Regions from separate parts of the Mus musculus genome. Here all the other regions are linked to region 1. Evidence: chromatin loops called from intact Hi-C (ENCODE). Cell type or tissue: heart. All regions are shown on one strand.

What was found. Hi-C counts contacts between places; a loop is a spot of excess contacts. Peaks named below come from ENCODE experiments on the same cell type or tissue, not always from the same donor. Only the 100,000 strongest peaks of a DNase experiment are listed, where the experiment ranks them.
Region 2: a loop joins it to region 1, with 2.1 times the contacts of the local background. A loop is called at or near these places in 3 of 42 quality-filtered maps.
Region 3: it touches region 1 in a loop (2.5-fold over the local background); 2 of 42 quality-filtered maps call a loop at or near these places.

Annotation. Positions count from the first base shown.
Region 1 is chr17:62,412,163-62,420,162 of GRCm38, forward strand. No RefSeq gene overlaps it. Among named protein-coding and RNA genes, the nearest start is that of Gm25800, 41 kb to the right of the region's middle. In heart, no CTCF peak of the experiment used is centred here; DNase peaks (open chromatin) are centred at 729 and 3,269.
Region 2 is chr17:62,650,374-62,658,373 of GRCm38, forward strand. Efna5 (ephrin A5) reads right to left here. Exons shown (of 5, transcript NM_207654.2): 2 at 469-761. Among named protein-coding and RNA genes, the nearest start is that of Gm52303, 120 kb to the right of the region's middle. In heart, a CTCF peak has its summit at 4,765 (motif pointing left); no DNase peak of the experiment used is centred here; H3K4me3 peaks cover 551 bases.
Region 3 is chr17:62,780,620-62,788,619 of GRCm38, forward strand. All of the region lies in intron 1 of Efna5 (ephrin A5), which reads right to left. Gm52303 (a long non-coding RNA gene) reads left to right here. Exons shown (of 2, transcript XR_003952355.1): 1 at 1-3,723. It overlaps Gm46583 (a long non-coding RNA gene), which reads right to left. Exons shown (of 2, transcript XR_001782160.2): 2 at 1-8,000. Among named protein-coding and RNA genes, the nearest start is that of Gm46583, 6.0 kb to the right of the region's middle. In heart, a CTCF peak has its summit at 3,510 (motif pointing left); DNase peaks (open chromatin) are centred at 2,582 and 3,542; H3K4me3 peaks cover 958 bases; H3K27ac peaks cover 1,678 bases.

The DNA.
Region 1 (8,000 bases):
GTCCTAAGGGAGAGGCAGAATCACCTCTTTATGTTTGAGTGCTTCTTGTTTAAAAAAATATTAATTTTTTTTTCAAATTAGGATGCATCTTTCTCTTATACTCCAGAACTTGTAGTCATAATTAACCCTTTTCTGCAGTTGATGGATTGCCACACATTTCCTCTAAGGTAGAATGATCATAATTAAATTTCCCTTCTTGGAAAGCTTAGTAATACGTGTCTTCTTATGCACTGCATCCTACTAGGATTAATTATGAAACACTCTATTGGGGGGGATCAGGAGTCATTGTTCGGTGGCTAGAGAGTTCTACTGTAGAGAAATAAAACAGCTCAGGAGACGGCAGTGGAACAATGCCAGTGAAGTTAATATTACTAAACTCTATGTTTAAAAGTGTTAAAATGCCTAAGTTTGTTCTATGCTTATGTGTCACAGTAGGAATTTAAACTTTACATGGTAAATAACTCTATCACTGTCAAAAAAAGAAAACAGGTCCTATCCAGTGTAAGCCAAAGATGACTTCATAGTCACGGCTGAGACTTGAGACAAGGCATTGTTTTACAGGTTCCTGGTTTGGGGCTGCCCAACTGCAACTTTCAGTCATGTTCCTTTTTCAATGTCCAAGTGGCAGTCCTCCAAAAGGAAGTTTACCTGCCATCAGGCATGCCGCCAGCCTTTCCAAAGCTCTTTCCTTCGGCCCTACGTCCAGATGAAGCTGCCCTGTCATCTATTTTAGCCTCTTCGTTGGAGGCACTTGGAGAACAGGGAATTTCTCATAGCAATCGCTTGATCCCCAGGGGCCCGTGCTATCTACAAGGAGGCTGAATCACAGGCTTCTGGGTTGAGAGACCTTGAACAACACTGTGACCTTCCCAACACCCGCACGGCCACTCACAAGACAAATTCGCAAATGCTGTAGGTGCTATTACACTTTAAATCTCTCTCTCAATTCCTTCCCTCGGGAACAGTTCCCTAAATAACACCGGCTCAGAGTCTAAATGGAACAACTTTGTTAAGACACTTTTTGCTCTCCCTGGCTTTTACTGAAGTAAAATCGGGAAGAATGTTCTTTGTTATAGTGATTTTCTTACAATATTTTAAATGTTACCTATGCTTTGAGGAGTTCATACACTTGTACACTAAGTTGTGGTCATAACTCCTCCCTCCTCACCCCTCATCCAAATCCTACCAATCACTGCCTACTTCACCTCTCAACTTCATACCCTCTTTTCATTTCTCCCCTGTGTAACCTACTGAGTCCAGTTATTGCTGCCTGTATGTGCATGGAAATAAGATAGTTTACTGGAACATAGACCACCTACAAGAGGACACAATGACTGCCAGAGGACAGAGAATTAGGTTTGGAAGGACATTGCTAACCATAAATTTCCATCTTGGGTTGGAGAGGTGGCTCAGCGGTTAAAAGCACTGACTGCTCTTCCTGAGGTCCTCAGTTCAATTCCCAGCAACCACATGGTGGCTCACAACCATCTATCTGTATTGGTATCTGATGACTTCTTCTGGTGTGTTTGAGGACAGGAACCTTCCCCACACACACATTCCCAAGCTCCCAGGGACTAAACCACCAACCAAAGAGTACACATGGAGGGGACCACGGCTCCAGCTGCATATGTAGCAGAGGAATGCCTTATCTGGCATTAATGGGAGGGGAGGCCCTTGGTCCTGTGGAGGCTCATGATCCAGCATAGGGAAATGTAGGGTGCTGAGGCAGGAGTAGATGGGTGTATGGGGGAGCACCCTCATAGAAGCATGGGAGAAGGGGCATTGGGTGTTTGTGGATAGGAAACTGGGAAGGGGAATAAATAAAATAACAAATAAAAACAATTTTTTAAACACAGATCTCCATTTCTTTCGTAGCAAAATAATTCATTTTTCTGAACTTCCTTCAGAAGATTTAAGTTCCTGTCTTTACATCAAAGGTATATAATCTTTAGGTATTTTTTTGTTTCAAAATACTTACATCTCTCCTGAGTTACAAAGGAAAGAGCACTCAGATTATTTTACAGAGTTTTGATTTCTCTCATTGCCAACCATGATACCATCATCTTCTCTACTGATTATTTTATTTATTTACATTTCAAATACTGCCCCCCTTCCTGGACTCCCCTCTGCAAACTGCCTTTCATCCACCCTCCCCTTTACTTCTAAAAGGGAACTCACCTACCTACCTACCCACCCCCACCTTAACCCTCTAGCATCCCCCTTCCCTGGGGCAATAAGCTTAAAGAAAACAAGTTCATAGTATGGATTCATACACATGGATTTACTGTGCCTTGAGGTTGTTTACCTTTATTGTCAATTTAGCTTTGTTGGTAATTCTTATTTATATTGATCTTAGTCAGTCTGATGGTCCAGATTTTACCATTACGGTTTCCTTGTAGCTAACACCAACTAATTATTCTGATCTGAAAGAAAATGGTGGTGGTGGTGGTGGTTACACATATTAATCCTACAAGCATGACAAGATGACTACAAAAAAAAATGCTGGTGCTTTTCAATATCTCAATTAAATATAGCTAACAAGACACATTGCCAGTAATTACCTACAAAGATGGATATTCTCAATATATGTGTCCCAATGTGTCCAATTGCTACTCAACATTTTAAAACCAGGTTGCTAAGCAAAGGTACTTTGAGTTTGTATCATACACTGAGATATTTCATAACTCTCATGGAACATCTATTTCATTAAGCATTCTTACTTCCCTTAAGTGAAAAAGGCTGTGCTGGAGTCGAAACCCTCCATTATGCAAGGAGTGTGAGAAGCACCCCACGGTTCCATCATATTAGAGAGAGTCAGCCATGTGCATCCAGCAGTGGGAAGACCATACCTCGGAGGCACAGAAGAGGAGCACAAAGCATGTGATCATCACTACCGTGATAATTTTAATAGTGGAAATACCTCAAAAAAAAAAAAAGAAAGAAAGAAAGAACTAGTGTTTTACAGCAGGCATATCCTGCAGTTCTACAGCCCGCAGTTTATACATAATCTCTGATATGTTCTGGGCTTCAAACATCCCTGATTAGGAACTGCAAACCCTCACTGCCAAGCAAGACTAACCAGATTCCTAAGCAATGATGAATCTGAGAGGAAGTGGGGAAGAGGGCATTCATGCCATGGTAAACCTGTTCTGTCCAGTCCCCCAAGGTGATGAAATGTGTGACTGTCACAGGACTCAGTAATACTGTTATAATTGGGATGTTCAGGGAATAGATGCCAGCTGCAGAAACAGTGTGTGCTTTGACAAGGAGTGTGTTGGAAGCCACTGCCAACCTGTGCCCGCTGCCAACTCCACTCAGCTACAAATAGAAATGATGGTGCACACAGGGCCTCTGCTCTGTCGCCGACTTCACCAACCACTGCCCCAGGACGAGAGAGGATCTGGAATTCTGAAGAGCCCATGGCAGTTTTAAAATCAGTGATGTACCACAGAGTCCAGCTATCCCACGATGTCCAGCACTCACCTGAACTGGCATATCCGAAAATCATATCAAACTGAGCCTTTATTCTTACCCCAGGCTTAGGTGAGCAAAATGTTTGAAAGCAAAACCTGGGATTCTACATTTTCAAAAAAAAAATTTCTACCCTGTCATTTCTTTTTCTTTTCTTTTTTTTTCCTTCTTTTTTAAAAATTAGATATTTTCTTTATTTACATTTCAAATTTTTCCCCTTTCCTGGTTTCCCTTCTGAAAATCCCCTATCCTCTACCCCCTCCCCTGCTCACCAACCCACCCACTCCTGTTCCTGGCTCTGGCATTCCCCTATACTGGGGCATAGAACCTTCACAGGACCAAGGGCCTCTCCTCCCATTGATGACTGACTAGGCCATCCTCTGCTACATATGCAGCTAGAGCCATGAGTCCCACCATGTGTTTTCTTTGGTTGGTGGTTTAGTCCCTGGGAGCTCTGGGGGGTACTGGTTAGTTCATGTTGTTGTTCCTCCTATGGGGCTGCAAAACCCTTCGGCTCCTTGGGTACTTTCTCTAGCTCCTTCATTGGGGACCCTGTGCTCCAGCCAATAAATGGCTGTGAGCATCCACTTCTGTACTTGTCAGGCACTGGTAGAGTACCCTGTCATTTCTTATGTGCATAGGTTTGAGAGCTAAAGTCAAGCAAATTAAGTAAAAAAAATATAATCCGTGTGTGTGTGTGTGTGTGTGTGTGTGTGTGTAGCAATTATATATATTTACTCTCTATATAAATATAAATATATATATATATATATATATATATACATATCTGCAATCTTTGTGGTGATGTGAGGAATAGTAAAAAGAATAAAAGTGACAGCAGTTGTTTAGGTTGTTTAGATAGGCTACTCACTAATGTATTTAATCTCCATAACAACACATAAGATACTATACTTAACAGTTTTACAGGCAAAATAAATTAAAACATGAGACATTTAGATGTCCTAAGAACTGAAAACAAATAAGTACTCGTGCTTAGAAGCAAGGATGTTCTGCCTGACAGTAGAGAGTGAGCCCAAACCTCTGTGCCCTGTACTTCTAGGTGTGGACTGTTCTATCCACCTATGCCATCGCACCATTGTGAAAGGACTACTTATGGCCTTTTTCTCCTGACTACCAGCTTTGCCAGATGATGATACAAATACACCCCTTGTTGACTCTTTCAGTATTGTGCCACCAATGTTCACTCTTCAACCAAATTTATTCTCTCCTGTTTTCCCATACATTGCTGGGTGACAGGAATAAACTATAGATAAAATAAATGTGTGGTTCCTGCCCTTGAGGGTAAGTGCTGGGCTATACGAGTCTATACTGGGTCACTACTATCTCTGACCAAAAGTAATGATCAGAGATGACCCCATTATCCATTGTCAACCCTTGGTAATAGAATACCCTGGTTCTTATTGCTTCCAAGTCTTTTGGCTAAAATGAAGTGTAGTGTCTGTGTCTAACAGTTTAGTAGAATATATTGACTGTATTAGTCTCTTAGTCTTTGCAAAACTCTGAGAATTTTAGCAAACACCATTTGTCCTTTGCTAATGGCATTAGCAAGGTCAAACGCCAAGCTCATAGAGGCCTGCGTTCACTCTGTCAGGAAAACAGTTGCAAAATAGAAAAGCCACTATGAACTGGCTTTCAGACAAACAAAATGTTTTGACAATTTTTCTAACAGTATAACCAAGTGGCTTCCGGCAGTTAAAACCCCAACTCTTACTCTATTTTTTGTTACAAATGAAAGATATATCTCCTTTTCAGATGTTTTCATCAGAAACCAAGGCTTGAATCTCATGAGCCCAGCCTAGGTGTAGGTGCTTCCCAGGCTAGAAAATAGGCCCTTGTGAAGAGTTTGGGACACAAAGTGCCTAGACTGGAATGAAGTTGGCTAGAGACACTTCCCTAGAGGAAGCACGGCGAGGCTAGTTCAGGCTGTTCAAGCAGAAAGCCTCCTAACGTGTCCTTTAAATCAAGAACAACAATCCTCAATGTAGCCTCACGCCTAGCCAAGGAGCAATGGCAGACTGTCTCTATTAGGTGTGTCTGAACATTTAACTTCTGAAGATGCAAGAACTCCAGACTCCCTGTGAGCACTGACACAGTGCAGAACGGCCACAGATGGCCACCCAGAGACAACCATACGACTGCATCGACTTCTGCAGCGAGCAATATGTGCTGGGAAGTATAGCCAAAGTCTCCATTCAAATGCTGGGAAGTATAGCCAAAGTCTCCATTCAAATGTTGCCCTGGAATCTCAGAGCTTATGCTGCTGCCAAAGGGCTTCCTGACGGGGGGGGGGGGGGGGGGGCGGTGAGGCTGAGAAGGTGGCTGTGGTTGAAAACTTCCTTTCCTTCCAGAACAAAGACATTAAGACCTCCACAGTATATGAGCAGTTCTCTCTCTCTCTCTCTCTCTCTCTCTCTCTCTCACACACACACACACACACACACACACACACACACACACACATCTGCATGGTCCTTTGAATATCCAAAGGTGTTTCCTCACAGTTTCAATGTTTCAATGTCCTACTTGGTTTTGTTTCTATACCCTCTGTACTTAACAGGTTAACAGAGTTTCCATCGTGTACAATGCCACTCAAGATACAATGTTTTCTATTATTATGTCCATCTACCAAAATACACATTTTGTAATCATTCCTTTGACATAGTTTGTTGTAGCAATGGACACAGTATAACCTTGGAAATCCAACAGGGTCAGTCTGTTCCTGAATTCACGGCTAGAGTTCCCATTATTGAAGTGGAAACAAACGCTGAAGAGAATAGGTGTCTTTTTAAATGTATGTCTTTGGGTGATCCAAAAATAAATAAATACATAAATAAATAAATAACCATACTTTTTTAACATTCATATAAAATTAACAGCCAGATGCTGCCTTGTAAGCCTAAGAGTTAACATTTCTGTGACATCAAGTATCTTTTCAATATTCGAGACACTATGAATAAATTTTCTTGTCTCCTCTATTATTTCTGGTACTGATCACTCAAGCAGCTAATGGCCCCAAACTATCGCTATTGTAACATTTTCTTCCCTTCAGCTTTTCCTTTAATTCATTTTTTAGAAATCTATTGACAGCTTAAATTTACAGTCTACCTGGCATGTTTACTCTGGTAGAATCATGATTTCTGCATTTGTCTTCATTTTATTCAAGAAATGAAATGCAGTGTGATTCTTTTTCTAATCTTTGCCACTTGTACAATGTCCTGTTAAATTAAGGAAAATATTAGGAAAGTTTTAAAATTATTTTACACCCAATGATGAGAAAATCCATCTATAATTTTCAATTAACTTTTAAAGAGTAAAACTAAGTCAAGATATTTCTACCTTTAATGTCCATAGGCATAAAATGACTGTCATAAAGCTAAGAACATTTGTTAAAGTCTCTTTGTATTTTAAACTGAAGTTGGGTGGATAATGTTTGAGTTCACATATTTATGTCAGGTTTACTGCAGTCATAATTGCAGATTTAATCAGCAGCACTGGAACTCTTTGTATCATGTCCTTTACACGTTATAATTATAATAGGCGAACTTTTCATCCAAAAGCAAAATAAGATACTGTTTTATTTATCCTTTAGAATTTCAGGACATTCCTTGGGTATCTGTTACTTTATATTCATCTCAAAGAATAAAATGCAAAATAACGACCCATATAATTTGTTTCTGGAGTACCGATGTGGCTCACAAAGTACTTCCACGTTAATTGGAGTCTGCTTATTCAGCATCTGATGCCAGCAGAGCCTTCTCGGGGTTCATTACATTGCTGTATGGGTTTTGAGAACATTGTTAAAATTGTACAAGTCAAGCCTTGTGCAACAGTGATAAAGACCATAGGAAAAAGAATGGGCCAGCATGGGATTGCGCCATTGAACAATGCATCCCTAGTCTGTCATGTCAATTAAGTCATTTTTAAAACAGGAAGAATTTGCTTGAAATTAAGTGGTTGTTATTCTTAACTGGCACTGCGTGTTCTGAACATGAAGCTCAAAGTGAGCAATTTCTCTTGATAGCTAAAAGGACAAGATCTTTCGCATCCATCACAAAAGGATGCTTGGTTGGTAGTGTAAGGAGAAAGTCTCAGGAAATCTAAAAGCTCTGAGGGAGTATTATTACATATTTCATTGTAGTAGTTTTTCTAGAGTTATTCCAAATTTGTATATATTTATTAGTTATCTCTTGCTGATTTTTACTTTTATTTTATGTGGTTTCTGGGTGTTTTCCTGCATTTGTTTCTTCACATCATTTGTATAAGGATCCCCTACACCTGGAGATGCAGACAGTCACAAACCACCATGTGGCTGCTGAAAAGCTGTCCATGCTGAAAGAACAGCCTGTGCTCTTAACTTCAGAGCCAGCTTTCGAACCCCATGCTCATTTAACAACAAATATTGTATTAATTCTTGGATAATTTTATCATACTTACACAGACTCCTTATCTTAACTCGTCCCAGACCCACCCTACCTCCCTATACCCACAACTTCACGTCCTTTTAATAA
Region 2 (8,000 bases), 240 kb after region 1:
TTGCAGGAGCTAGGCCTTTCTCCACTTAAACTGTGCCTGGCTGAAAGAAAGGATGTTGCTGACACCTGAATAAGAAAGCAATGACTCCAAGTTATGTAAATTTAATTATTTCCTTCAGTTTTTTTTTATTTCCAGGAATCTTTTTTTTTTCCCCTTTCTCCAAGATTTAAAAAAAGAAAAATAGTCCTGGCAATTTTCATTTAAAAGAAATAAATGTCGGCAGTGGTTCACTGCACAGGCTGACACGGGGTTTCATAGAGGAAGAGGTGCCGTTGCTTTAATCTAATTTGGGCTCTCAATTCCCAGCTAATGTATCTAGGGATCATGATGTATGTGTTCACAAGGAGACATCTGTAACACAGAGTCCAGCTGTGCAATTCTCCAAAACACAGGTTTAAAAAAAAGAAGAAGAAATCAGTCAAGAGTTTTGCAGCTGCCCCACAACGTAATAAATCTCCAGGTACTCACAGATGTAGAAATACTCTCGGCCTGGCCTGAATTCAAATCCTAAAGAAAAGGGAGTGAAGAGCTGGAATTTTTCCGAGAACTTCAGCGGTCCGTTTGGGGAGTGAGGCCGGTTACATTCCCATCTCTTGAACCCTTTGGACGTGTGGTCGCAGGCACTGTACCCATCAAAATTCACCATGTACAGGACGTAGCGCTCAGTCTTGTCTTCTGGGACAGAGTCCTCATAGTGAGGGCAGAAAACATCCAGGTAGTCATTGATACAGACATCAATGTGGTAGTCACCCCTCTGGAATCTGTTGGAAACAGAAGGAAAGAACACGGTAATTCATACCGGGAGGTGTTTCTGCTCGGAATCTACACTTGTATCCTTCAATAACTTTGGAGATCAAACATTTTGTATGAAAAGTCTTCACTGAACGCTTAGGATTTATAGCCTGATTTGAAACATTTTACATACATACATACATACACACACACACACACACACACACACACACACACATCACCCCTGCGAGTACCAAATCCCGCTTCAGTTTAACTTTATAAAACTATGGCTTCTCTGTTTTAATTAATGACTTCTTCCAAACAGCTGAAATGTATTTCACAGGACATACTGAAGTGGGAATCAGGAATCATATGGGTAAATCTTTCTCAGCCTAAAGTCATGGCGGCAGGAAAGCATACAAAAAAAAAAAAAAAAAAAAAAAAAAAAAAGCTTTTGTTTTTAGCTCCTGAGGAAATTCTTCCCTAAGCCCTCAGAAAGGTTCACCATAAAACTGTGTTCCTGCTGAAATACAACACTCATAAAGTGCCATAATCTTCATGCCGGACAGTCAGTCTCACATGAACACTTCCCAGTGATGATGAGCGGGTCAATTCCATTTTTGGACATCTCTAAATGTTAGAAACTTTCTTCCTGTATTGAGCATAAATCTGCTTCTGTGTAATTCCTACCCACTGATCCGACTTCTGCTGCCTGGAGTTACAAAGGGCGAATCTAATTCTTCTTCTGCAAGGTAGTCTATAAAACATTCCGAGATGTCAGCAGTCTCTGGATTCTCCTTTCGCTTTCCCCACACGTGAAAATCCTCGTCCCTTTGGTTATCTCTGGGATGATTCCCAGACTCCTTCTCATTCCAGGATCCTCCCACGCCCCCCAGTTTCCCAATGAGTTCTTAAAATGTAGGACCCACTCATGAGACTTTCAGCACTTAGGAACTAATGTTCAACCTGGGAGAAATAAGACTACTTTTCTCCTCAATGCTAAATACTCTCTGACAAAGATTCCCTTTGGAGAGACAGCATTGTTTAAAGGGGAAAGTGATGGTTCTACTCATTGAGTGGGCAGAACTGGCTTTAAGACTCGGATCTGATGACGTCATACATCATCCAGAGCCTCAGTTTCCCAATGAATAAGATAGGATAACAATGAGAATCTGTCCTGCTGGCCTCCCAAGGACCCTCAAGTCTCAGAGGAGGAGGAGGAGGAGGAGGAGGAGGAGGAGGAGGAGGCATAGGAAGAAAACCCTGAGGTTTCATCAGAGGATCTGCATTTCAATGAGAATCCTCTCTCGTGGGCCACTTCTTGCAAAGAGAGCCATACGCCATACGTGTTTATTTCTTTGTGTTTAGAATGCTCGCGCATTTCCCTCTTCTTCATTACTGGTGGACAATGATTTGTCAAGACACAAGGGAAGACTTGCTTTTAAAAGATTTCTGAACATCAAGGTAACATCACTGCTTAAGTACAAAGAAAAGACATTGCAGTGTTCAGATAAAAGGTGCTGGGCTATGAATCATCACCACTCAAGAGTAGCCTGACAGCATTGGACGAACGCCAGACAAGAACTGCAGCAGAAGGCGATGCCCAGATGCACTTTATACTATTATATTATTATTACAGATTTTAAAGACATTCAAGGGGGAAGTTTTTTTTCCTCTCCCTAAGTGTCATTCATGCTAGCTTGACTAGCATGTGAAAGTGCTTAAATTGAAAATGAAAACTGTAGCTACCTGGGCACACCCTGTTATTCCTTTATTCTGTAATTCTGTTATTCTACAATTAAAAACCACGTTGTCACGTTGTTGTTATTATTATTATTACTATTATTATTTCAGGCTCAGTTCATCTTTTCCATCTTTGTCCCTGTCCATGTTACTAGAATCTTAAGGAAGCAAAACTATGGAACTGAAAACCCACTCCACACTGGGTTGACTGGTATTCCCTTCAGGGGATAGTGTGCTTTTATGTGAGATGCTTACATTACTGAGGGTTCTATTTTAAACATGTGATTCTTCTACAGACTAATATTCCTACTCTCCGATCAATATCCGAAGACAATAATCTATCATAGTCAATTCACACTTCTGCTTCAGTTCCTTGCTTGTCTGTCTTTTCAGACAAGGGTGTTAGGTGGCTGAGGCTATGCTAGAATCTGCTCTGTTGCCAAGAATGGCCTTGAACTCCTAAACCTCTTGTGTCTGCCTCCTGCGTGATAGGATTATAGGCTTGTCTGTCTGGTTACAAATCTTTCATTTGCACAAGTTTGTCTACTACTGCATGTCAAAGAATAAGATGTGCGTGTGTGTGTGTATACACAAACAATTACTAACTGAAATACATGAAAGTTATTGTATAATGTGCTCAAGTATAAAAGAGAAAGACAGCATGAGATATCCTTATTTTATACCAAGCCCTCCCGATTGGATACAAAGTGGTCATGGCTTTCTCACTGGGAAGAAACTCACGAGCATGACTTAACACTGAGCACTCTCTGTGTGACATTCATTATTTCAGTTAACATTCATCACAGCACCACAGGATCCCCACTGTTGTTATATCCATTCAAAGGCAAAGAAACGGAGTTTAGGGAATCACATGACATACCCAATTTCCTAGCTAGTAAAAGGTAGAGGGGAAAGTGACCTGGGAGCTAGCATTTCCTAAGAGATTAAATTGCTAACGCCATGTCCATAGGTCTGCTTCACAGTCCCTAGAGAGACAATTCTTGTTGGGGTTCCAGTCCTCTTTTCCATTCACTGACATAACAAGCATTTGCTGTCCTCGAGATTTGCGTGTGTTCTACATCTATGAGATACATATACTATGAAATACTCAAAACAACTAGAATGAGTAGTTAGAACATGTTTACATTAACAATCAGGGGCAACATCCAGAGAGGACATTATCCTCTTAGCTTCATGTTTCACAGTATATAGGTAGTGGGGCTAAAATCAGAACCCAAGTCATACATGTTCTGAAGCATCTTTGTAACCACGAGGGCCTCACAGTGGGACAGCTCCACAGTTACAGCAGCTTCCCTTCTTACAATGGCAGCCTCTTAGAAGTGTGGGTACCAGTTCACTTCACGGTGCTACCAATAGAAGTCAAGCCCTGCTTCTCCTCCCTGCCTACTCACTTGACTCCAAAATCCTAAGCCAGCAGCTGAGGGGAAGCCCTTAACTCCTGCACATTCTCGTCTTTCCCAGAAAGAAGCACTCTCAGGCCCAGCAGCCATTCACATAAAGGGATCTTTCTCCACCAGGAAACAGCTTTCCTGAGCTTGAGCTCACATCAAAGCAGAAATACACATCTAGAAAGATTCTAGAAAGACTTTGCATGCCAATATTTACAGATGCCCCGGGGCACCTAGCCACCTCGTTAACAGGTTAGCCAATGGTCTAGAACTTTCCCTGCAAATGTCTCCTCTTTTTTTTTTACTTCCTCTAATTTTACCACTGTGTCCCGCAGTGGCCTTTGAGATCCTTGTATCTGGTTAGGAACTATACTATCTGGCAGCCCACCCATAAGACCGCAGTCGTTCTTCTTCCACTAAATTATCTCCGGTTCATAGCACAGTAGCATGAACACTCAACAGACTTAGTAAGGAGATTTCATCTGCAGAAAACACCGTCGTAACTGTTCTCACAGTGTAAACATCTCAGGAGCCAGAAACATCTCACACATCTAGAAAGATGACCCCTGTTCCTCCCTGGGAGCAGGCTGTATTGTATGTTGTGTCGAACAACGTGGCAGCTCGTTGTTCTACACAACATACAATAATATTCTACAGCAGAGATATATTTCACACATCTAGCAAAATGGAGCAGTAGGTTGGTTGAGGATTGATGTCAGCTGTATCACAAAAGGTCCATTTCATTTGACTAAGAATAAGATTTGGAGCTGGAGAGATGGCTCAGCGGTTAAGAGCACTGACTGCTCTTCCAGAGGTCCTGAGTTCAATTCCCCGCAACCACATGGTAGCTCACAGATCCGATGCCCTCTACTGGTGTGTCTGAAGACAGCAACAGTGTAACTCATATAAATAAAATAAATAAATCTTTAAAAAAAAAGAATAAAATTCAGCACAAAATTTAAACCCCTTTAATCATCCCCAATACCCAGAGTAATTTATCAATTATAATAAATTATCAATTATATACTTGATGGAAGCTAGAGAAAATGGAAGCTACCCTACTGGTTAAAGGAAAGGCAAAGTGACCATGGAAGCAAGGAAGGAAGGAAGGGAGACCTGGGACGTACACCTCCAAATTCATTTGAGAGGATATGTCTCACAGAATTTGGCTGCTGACTTTTCAACACATGGCCAAATTTAATCCTGACCACCAATTTAAAGCCAGTGTTAATATCTCTTCCCTTAGCTAACCTGTGCAGTTAGAAGTCAATCATGACTTGAATCTCAAAACTCAAATCAAATGTAGACAAGACACAACGACTGTCCCTCCATTGAGTTCTCAATAATGTGCCCTCAAATGTGTACTGAGATATGAACTGGAGCATCATTGTATGGCACCAGTCAGCTTGAGGTATAGCATCTCTGTCCTATTGACCACTTTCTTTTCCACTCTGGGCCACTGAGTACTGCAACATCTAGTCCTTGAGATTTTGGGTTCTTTATCAGCGGAGTTCTTAACTTAACCCTGTCCTTTGGTGACTCTTTGTTAAAGCAAATAGATCTGGCGCAGCTGTCGTTTGTCAGTGGGCGCTGTTTCCTCACTGACCTTTCCTCCTCCTCGACCATATGCCCCGGTGTTGTGGATCTTGACAGATAAGAGAGAGCAAACAGAGACAAAAAAGAGGCAGGCAGCATCCTGGGCTCTAGGATACAGTGCTGCAGAGGCACAGTATCCCTCCAGCCCCATTCTCCTGTAGCATGCCCCGCTCGCTCTCGATCCATCCTCCTTTGCTGGAGCCCAAATGCATTTCATTTTAGTAGCTGGAAAAGGAAGGGGACGGTGCCTATTTAAAACATTCTAAATTGGCCTTTAGCATATGTTGCTGGCACAGCAGAGAGCCTGCTTCCAGGGAAATACGTAGTGAGGTATTTTATCAGGCGGCTCCTGAGTGAAGTGGTTCCCCTCCCTAAGTACAGAAACGGCATCATTGAAATGAGACAGTGCCGTCAGAAGTTAGGGAGCTTCGGGGCACCCTTTTTCCCGCTTCGGGTAGTGTCTCAAAGAATTCCACAATGAAAATGTTATCTCTCTCCAATCGGATGGCTGACGACTACATTTTAGATGTATTTTAACATGTCAGGAGGTGATTCCTATTTGAAGAGGACTGCGCTGTCACTTCCTTAATTACGGGGCGACCTAATGGATTATGTTCTGGAACTGAGATGCAAAAGAAGGATATGATTTATGATCGAAGATTAAGCAAATTTATCAGCTCAGGGTTCCTCTCGAATTTTAAACCCAGTCTAGAGCAAGTACGTCTCTACAGCGGCTGCCTTTCAATTCCACTAGTTCTGATTTTAAAGTCTAACTACAGAATAAGATGTGTCTGTTAGCCAGAAGAATTTCTCATTCGTCCCAAAAGGACCTGATGGGCCCCCACCCCCCCCCCCCCCGTCAGAGACGCAAGCTTCTGTGTTTTACTGTGCTTCTGTGCAATGGGCAGAGCAGCAGTCCTGTTGCATAACATGCCTCCCCCTGGCTCCTTCTGCTCTTTCTCGGGGCGCAGAATGCAAGCCTTATGGTCCCTACCCTAAATCTGAAGATGTTCTTTTTTCTTTTTTCCTGCAGAGGTTAAAGCATGAAATATAAACAGCAAGTGAAACTTGGCACAGATAAATGGCGGTGGTGGCAGCACCGAGGGCTGAACAAATATTTGTTTTGCTAATTTTAAACTTTCCCCCTCTCTTCTGGGCTAAAACGGGGGACTCTTTGGGGTGTGTTGGTAATCCACTTTCACACCAGGTTCTCAGCGTTTGACCTGTAGATAGTTTCAGCACAACCAGATGGGTTGAAGCTGATGATGACCGTAGTAATGGACAGCACTGGGCTGTGTCCCTCTTTCACGCTCAGCAATGTACCAGCATCAACTCCCAATTCTTCTGAGAGAAGTGGTGACTCACAAAGCAGAGGAAAAACTTGCTTCCATGCGCATCTCAGGGATATGCAAGTCCTCCTTACTCTTTTGCAGATGACATTCAGTCCAGAGTAAGCTGCATATATATGCGCTACATGTGCTAACAGCTTCTGCTACATCGTATACCTTTTCATCCCATGACGTGTAAGGTGCTGATGAAATATTTGCTTTCCAGATTTAAGGGCTGTGTTGATCCATTCATGAAAATGCCAAACAGAATCCACTGATGTGCATGCTTTGTTAGTGAGGAGCTCTGTGGCATGGCCACTCTCATTAATTGTTGGTAATATTAATAAGATACAATATTCCTGGCCGGATACTAAGAATCCATCAGCATTGCAATACACTAACTTGTGACTTTGGATTTTCTCTCTCAGTGCTATGTGTGTGCGTTTTAAAGTCCCATGTCTGATATCAGTTACCCATACCAAATGGTAGGTATGAATCTTAAACAGCTCTAGTTTGTGGCTAGTCTAATATTAGGCACATTAGTCTGAAATTTAAAAAAAGAAAAATTATATTCCCGGTGACCAGCACCTGCTTCAGACATAAGACACACAAAATGTTCTCTGTTCCCGAGTTTTAACTCATTTGGAGTTTTGTTTTATTAGCTTGACAGAGGAGCTCCAAAGGAAACAAAGCATTAAATGGGCAAGACCTAAACAAGACTCTTCTCTAGGAAGGGACCGGGTATTTTGGGTGACAGTCTAATTGCTTTTAAGCCCCGAGTGAAGCCTGAGGCAGGGAGCCAGAGTATGTCAATGTCAGCGGGGCCAAGTCAGCCTGTTAACCAAGCAGAGCCCTAACAGGGCGGACACATCACAGATCATGTCAAATAGTTTTCAAACGGGGATTTTGAAACAAAAATAAAGAATTAACATCTGGCACTCAGTGTGGTCTTAACGTGGGTCACGTTTACAATGCAGAATAGACTCTTTCTCACTCCATCTGCTGCCCAGGAGAGTCTCACAAAGCTGGGGAGCAGGCTCTAAGCCATCTGGAGTTTTAGGGCCTCTTAAGTACATGGGGCAGAATCCCTGATGCATATATACAGATTGACTAAGAGTAGGTCCAGAAAAAAAAATCACCAAGTAGCTTATACAGCCAAAGTCGGAGGAACAGACTGAATGACTTGGTTAGC
Region 3 (8,000 bases), 370 kb after region 1:
CTTGGAGCCTAGTGAAGAAATGGTATACTTACACAGCAAGTTCAAGAACCTGGGCTCAACCTGCAGCACCACAAATAACAAGCAAGCAAACGCACACGCAAGTAAACAAATTGAGTGTATCTTAGATGTAAAGCCCTTCACTTTTATAAAATTAGTATAAGCCCTCTGTGTTCTTATAAATCCACCTGTTTCTAGACATGTCAAGACAAAAGAGGATGTCATAAAAATTGCTAGTTCTCCCACAATTCCCTGCAGCCTACTGACCTAGTCCTTTCTCTAAGCTTAAGCATGAGCACATGTGCGTGTGCACACACACACACACACACACACACACACACACACGCACACACACACACTCATAAAGCATGCCACTGTGTTTCGTGCCAGCATGAGGGTGGTACATATGTACCTTTAAGTCTCTGCTCATCCACTTAATGCCAGTCTGGGCCCAAGTGCACATATAAGTCAGAGCTCCGACTGCTCACAGCCAAAGCCAACTCCATTGAAGTTAACAGAAATGACATTTCCTTTAAGAACTTCTCATAAAAACCTCCTGGCAAATTAGACAGCAGCTGTCGTGAACACAAGACGACAGCCACAAGAGCCAGGGGTCCTGTCCTTGAGGGCAGAAGTGGGGCCAGGGCCAAGAGTTTTGTGCTTCTTCTCTAAGCACAGACATTAGTGCGGTTAGGACGGACTGCAGACCTACACAGACCTACACAGACCTGCAACAGACTGCAGGCAACCTGGCTGCGGAGCTTCCTACACTTGAGATGAACCCCTTCCCTCCCCTTCTCTTCTCTCCCCACCCCCTTACTTCCTCTTCTTGCAGGTGGCTTTTTAGAAGGCTCCTCTTACTATTATTATTTTTTTTTTTTTTTTTTTTTTTTTGGTTTTTCGAGACAGTGTTTCTCTGTGTAGCCCTGGCTGTCCTGGAACTCACTCTGTAGACCAAGGCTGGCCTTGAACTCAGAAATCTGCCTGCCTCTGCCTCTGCCTCTGCCTCTGCCTCTGCCTCTGCCTCTGCCTCTGCCTCTGCCTCTGCCTCTGCCTCTGCCTCTGCCTCTGCCTCTGCCTCCCAAGTGTTGGGATTAAAGGCATGTGGAGGTTCCTCTAAAAACACAGGGGCCACCACAGAAATGGCAGCTACAGTCTGAAACCCACACTGTGAAACAATTACACACTACTGTTTTTCAAATAAAAGACGTGATGGTAAACTTATTCATATAAAAGACTGTAGATATTTTCTTTTTAAAAAAATATAATATTCCACGAAACAGTCTTTGAGTAAAGGGCACTGAACTATTAAATTCTACCCCAACCAAATATATTCCAACTTTTATTTCAAGTTCAAAAGAGGAGAAGGATAGGCTAGAACTATCTGGATTCTTTCTATAACTTCTAAATTTTGACACAGTGTGTGTAAGGCATATTTCAAAGATGTTGTATCTGTTTAACACAAGTTCAGAGCAGAGGCCCAGCTCCTGGTAGGGGAGAGAAACTCTTCCTGTATTTTTGAGAAGACCCAAAACTGAAGGACCTCTAATTTCTAGTAATTATCCTGGTACCTTACAGCCCATGATTACAGATATAACCATGCCCTGAGCTGCCCTCCAGTTTGTTCTAAACTCAGTGCTTGTAATTAGTCTTGATTAATACTCCACATTTCATATCAACAGAAACAGTGAATCCAAAAGACCCTGTGTTTTCCTGCCTCATGGAGTCCCGCTGCTGTACATGTTCTGTGCCTTCATCAAGGGAACCTGCTGAGCAAATGGGATCGGACAAAGCCTTGGCACCCACCTGGCCTAACTATTCCCGGGGAAGCAGCAAGGCCTTTCCTGTAACCATCTTAATCCCTTATATCAACTAATTAATACACAGAGAAAGCTTTTACTTGTGTGTGAGCAATTATACCAAGTTCCTGGTCAGTGTCCAAATGGATTCACAATATAACTCATGAACAATGAGGCTTAGGGAAAGACATCATCTAAAGATGACTTCTAAAATGAAGAAGAGCTTGAGAAGCAGGCATTAAATGACTCTGTTAGTAGCAGGGTGCCGGGACAGAAAATAAATGCCATTCTTTTTTTTTTTTTTTTTTAGTAAACTAATTCTGAGGCCTTATTTTGCACATGTGTGACTACCTTAACCAGGCCATTTACATGAGCAAACTAGAACCAACAGATAAAGGAGTTGTGACTCTCTCTTTAGATAGCTGAAATGGTTAAAGACTTGCAAGGGGCTGAAAAGCAAGAAAACGTCATGTCCTCAAATAACTGCCAACTACTAAACATCTGAACAAACTCACTGCGCACAGACTCCTGAAAGCTACCCGAGACTCAATGAGTTCACCTTGCTGCCTCGGCGCTAAGTACCTGCTCTCAAGGTCCTTGTGTTCTTTCCCTTTTAGAATGTGTAACAGGAAGCAGTGATTTGCGAATCACGGCTGCCTGAGGACTAGCTGAAAACTGGAGCCAGCCTCAGAGGATGGGGAGCAGAGGAGGGCTCAGAGCCTGAAGCAGAGTACAGCATCCCCTGCTGCAGGTTCTGCCCTCCACCTCACCTCAGCCAGAGTGGCAGTCGTTCTAGTGTCAGGGCAGCTCGTCCTCCAGCAGAGCAGAGGGCACAGGATCCTAGTGGCTCGGGCAGTCGAGAAAAGGCTCTCCCGATAAAGCATTAGATTGTGGTAACAGGCCCTGGTGTGCACTGGGAACTCTTCCTGTGCAGACGTCTGGCTGTCTGGCTGGGTGGGAGGACTTTATCCAATAAAGGTCCAGCACCAAGTTCATGGAAGCCAAGCTTTTAAGAAACAAAATGCTTCCTCTAGTCACCACCCTGATAGACTGTCATCTACCACACATTCACACTCATGTATTTGTGTGTGTGCGTGCTGTTTAGACTGTCAGAATTACTGTACTGAGTCACCCTTAGGAATCAGACACTGTCCTCCCAGCTAGAAGAATCGCCCACCCCTGGAATTTTCAGGATCTTTTCCCACCTTTCCCAGTGTATACCCACTGGCAGGAACCAAAGAGCTATCACCCTGACAAGAGAAAACAAGCTGTGGGCCACTCTAAGGAAACAGGTTTTTCCTTCCCTCGTAGAGACATTCTTTCTTGGTGAGCTCATGTAAAACAGCAAAATGCTCAGTGAACATACTTGGTCCCATTCCCTGCAGGTGACTGTGCCCTTCAGCTTGACCTGTGATATAGAAAGAGAGAAAAAAAACCACTCTCCAGTTTCTAAGTAAAAGGTGACCATTTGGCAGCTAAGGTGATGGAAGCTGGAAACAGTGATGTGGAAGAACTTGTCAGACAGGTGTGGCCCGGGAGCTGGGAACACAAAGCAAAATGTTTCTGGGGGCCAATCTTGAGCCAAATTAATTTAAAAGGACAGGATAGCGACTGTGTGATGTTTGTGCTATGTTGGTATTGGGGGAAGAAAAAAAAAAAAAAAACTGTTCTTATCTGGCAAGGGCGCCCCCTGCTGGCCGCCACTCTGAACTCCGCCTCTTGGTCTCTCTCCAGAGAAGGCAGAATTGCTTGCACAGCACAGAGAATCCGGCAGGGTTAGATGGGCGAGTCCCTCGCAAAGCACACAAAAAGAGCAAAAGGTGCGGGTCACCGCCCCAACCACAATCTACCTCCGTCACGGTTCTCTGCAGTCAGATAAATTACAAGGCGGCTGGAAAGAATGACTACGCTGATTACTGCTTTGCAGGTGAGACGTTGGAAAGCCAGGGAGGAAAGAGGCCATTTTATGGGGCCCAGCCGCAGAAAGGATTCCTAAATTACACTCACATGTTTATAGCGCTTGACTATGGGACTAAATCTCCACTATCCTTCTAATGGCTCCGGTTTATTGTGACATTCTTAATAGTAATTACTTAAGGTCCCAAGCACATGACACAGCAGCCTAGGATTAAAACCCATTCGAACAGTAGACAGAACACCTTGCCAGCGAGTGACCTAAAATCAGCCTTGTGTTCCCACGCCATCCCCCACTTACCCCCTATTTCTTTGCGAGCTACTAGGTGCACAGACATTTTTTCATGAGCTGCTCTTCCAGTGTCTCCGCTTTCCCCTCTCACCTATTTTGTCCTATGTTTGGCCTCTTACAAAACCCTGCTAATGTTTCACAATATTGGCACACTACCCCCCCCCGTCGTCTCCCCCCCCCCAAAAAAAATTCCAGCAAAACACTTTGGGCAGAAAACACTTTGTAATCTGGGGCTCGTGTTTAAACTCGCTGTCGTCCATTGGAACTAGTTACTCAAGGAAAATTGCCACGGCGCTCAGCTGGTTCAGACTACCACAAAGAAAACCTGTTTGTGGAGGCACACGGGTCTCTGCACTCCTGACAGAAACGTCATACTTGAGCGTCTTTAGCTCGGAGTTATATGCCCTTAGTCTCCGAGAGTTCACCAGCTCAGGCTGAACTTGGCTTCCCCCTGGGACCTCAATCTCATGTCTGTTCCCAGCTCTCGACTTCAAACACGGGGGACAGGGATGCAAGGCATCTAGGCGTGAGCAGAGAAATATAATAGACAAAACAAACATGCTTCATCCCCTTTGGGTCACTGGGTCTGGTTTTCATTTTCTAGTTTACATACGAAACCAAGGGGTAAGAAGAAACGCCCATGGAATACAGGACCGGGGGTGGGGGGGGTGGGGGGGGGATCCCTTATTTCTGAATTTTAAAGACACTGCCATACATCGAAACGGGTTGTTTGCTCTTTATTGGATCCAGTTTGCTGAAATTTTTAGTTTTCAGTTCTTTGTGTTTCTTCTGCAAGTGGAAGACTACCCAAATGAAACAGTTTATAGTTATCCTTGTATGTGCTAGTTCGAAGAACGCTTGCTGACCGTCAGGTGTGTTTTTGTCCCCATGTCCGATGTGGGACAATATTTAATTCAAGAGTGTATTTTATTCACCTCTTGCCTTAGCTGGTCCTGTAGGCAGGCATCCCCAGGAATAGCTTGATGAGGGAAATGTTTACCTACCAAAAGCTGTGAGAATGACAATGTGGGCTGATTTTTATTTATAAGAGGGGGGAACTGAGCAATTTTACAATGAACCCGATCAATCTGTACCCGTTTGGGGAATAATTCTTCTCTGAATAGAGTTATCAAGACACCTGTAGTTTACCTGACCCTGTGTCTACAGGAAGCCAGAGGTTCTCATAATTATGTTCAAATGCAAAGAACTTTTACTGGTTACCACTTAGACAGTAGATGACCCCCATAAGACTTGGGATGACTTCAGTTGCTCCACGTGTCCAAAGGCTCCAAACTGCACATCCATGTTCACACATGCATTCTCTAGGAAAGCCAGAATCAGCCTCTCTTTATTTCAAATGTGGGGTAAGTACAGTGGCTATCAGCTGGACAAGCCGTGGAGAAGGTTATTCACCTCTGCAAACATCACAACAGTAAGCCATGTGCTAGCACAAGGGAAGTCCGCCATCTCTCAGGAAGCCAACCTTGTTCTGGTTTTTTTTTTTTTAAGCTACACTGTGTTACAATACTCTCATATTGTAACAATACTTAGAAACTATGTCAGCAAGAGGAGAGAGAGAGAGAGAGAGAGAGAGAGAGAGAGAGAGTATCAATAAATAAGCTCTGTCTGATACCCCTCAGATTAAACTCAATATGCCATTAATATGAAAAGAATTTGACAGTTTACATAAGGGATGTGACCTGGTGCCAACAACCTCTGGCTTCTTCATTCTCCAGATGGTAGCAGATTAGCAGGCAGCCTTTATTCTCCTAAGAAGATTTCCCCCCATGGAAAAGCTATAAAGACCAATTCTGTTCCAAACTTCAAGTCTCCTTCACAAATGTCTACCCAATTCTAGGCCTTAACTAATGCCTATTAAAAGAAGCCCTTGGGCTCAACGTTATGCAGTGTGGGGGGAAAACACTAAAGGCAAACTTAACTCTAATGCCTGCCTTTAAAAGATCTATTGACAGAAGCAGTAGGGAGAGTTTGAACTGATGTTAACTTAAAGAAAAAAAGCTGGTGAGATTCAATTGTGGATGTGAATGCTCGAGTGAGTTTGATCTTGACGGGGGCTTAAGATAAGGAGGATAAAAACCTAAGCCTACTTACACATTAAAAAATGCAGTCACACTACATTCACTACACACACCGCTCGCAATTTGTTTTATGCCCATCATCACTGAGGGCGTTGAAGGGCACCCTGTATCCCGGGGTACAAAGCCACAGCAGAGGGCAATTACTCCGCTAACATGAAGAACCATTTCCTGACATCACACAATGTCCCCCTTTACACTCGATCTTCCAGTGTAATGCAAAATAATATAATTGAACTTTTCTTTAGTTTTCTTCTGAAGGAAGAAACATAACAGGTGGATAATCAAAGAGATCTGAGAGATGAAAACCAGTTCTTAACATGAAGGAAAAAATAAAACATTCTTCCCATATCACACAGGACGGAATCTTTGAATAATTAGGGAAATAGCATATTGATAAACAGACTGACCCAAGCAGGTTAAGTGGATACCCTCCCTGATGCTTGGATTCCTCTGTGGCCACGGGGATACAGGGTATCCGCATGAAGGACCTCCTCTCTAAGAACCACGGGAACCCATTAAAAACATTGTTGCAGCACCAATTAGTACAGGGCTGCTTAGATATTCTTTGTTACTTCTTAATATGTCTACCAAACTCTTCACAGATGAAAATGGAAAATGGGGAGGCTTTGTCTGGAATTTCTTCTATTTTTTTCTTTGCTGACAAGATAGTCTGGACAGCTGATAATCCTGAAAGCTACAAAATAAACTACTGCAGAAACACCATGCACAGTAAAAACAAATCGGGCAGAATAAGGTCCCTCTTTCCAAGAAGTCTGCATCCATCCTCCCAGGAAATGAAAACTTTAGAAACTACTGCAGATACTAAGAGGGAAGAGATTACAGGTCCTTCTATCTGTTTAACAGAACGGGTTTCCATTAGCTTCTAAAATCACTTAGGTAAGAGAACATTAACATTTGCCAACAGCAAATATACTTTGAGGTCCCCAGAAATAAAAGTTTTTGTGGAAACCACAAAGGCCATAAAAAGGAGGGGAGAGGATTTATTTAATTTATTTTCTGCACACCACTTCATTTCCTAAAGGAGGAAATGCTGGACAAACAGTAATTTAATGGTCGTATAAAACACTCACCCAAGGATGCCATTAATGGTGACAGCCCAGATCTCATCTAGGCAAAGCACACAGTTCTCTAAACACATTGGCAGAGTTCAAAACTGAGTTCTTCCAAATGGCTATTTTCTTGTCTTGTAGTCTCACTACTGTGTACTCACAGAAATATCTCTTCCATTACCATTATCATAATTACTTTAAGCAAAAACACAAAAACAAAAACAAAAACAAAAAGTTACATGTGAAGGGACTGTACTCCAACCCAATAGCTGGGACCATCATGGCAATCAGATAACGAGTTTCAGAAACAGCTTAAGGAAATGAGCTAATAACATGACTGCCCACAAGCAGATTATCCCTGATTGCCACAAAGAACGCTATTAGGGGGCACCCTGTTTTCAAGTGATCATTTTTCCAGTCTGTTACAGAAAGGTTAATCTGCAGCCCTATTCGTAAAAATCAATTCTGAAACATGCTAAATAGAAAACAATTACATCTAAAAATTCCATCATCAGGAGCCACGTTGACATTTCTTTTCATTGTCTTAGAGAAAGAGTAATTCGAGTGCTTTTCCATAAACTGACCAATAAGAACAAAGGCTGGGTGGCACAACTCAACCAGTTTAATGTTGTCTACCTAGCATATCTGGAACAGGCTCGTGAGGGGGAAATAAAATGGCTGTTTAAAAAGACTAACAATTTTTAACTTCCAAATTCTTTCCGCCAGGGTGATGAGAGAACATAGCCAGAGAACTCCCCCAAATACCCTGAGCCTCCTCCTTCCAAACCCCAGGAAAACAGTTGCTGTTGTTAGGAAGGTAGGATAAAAT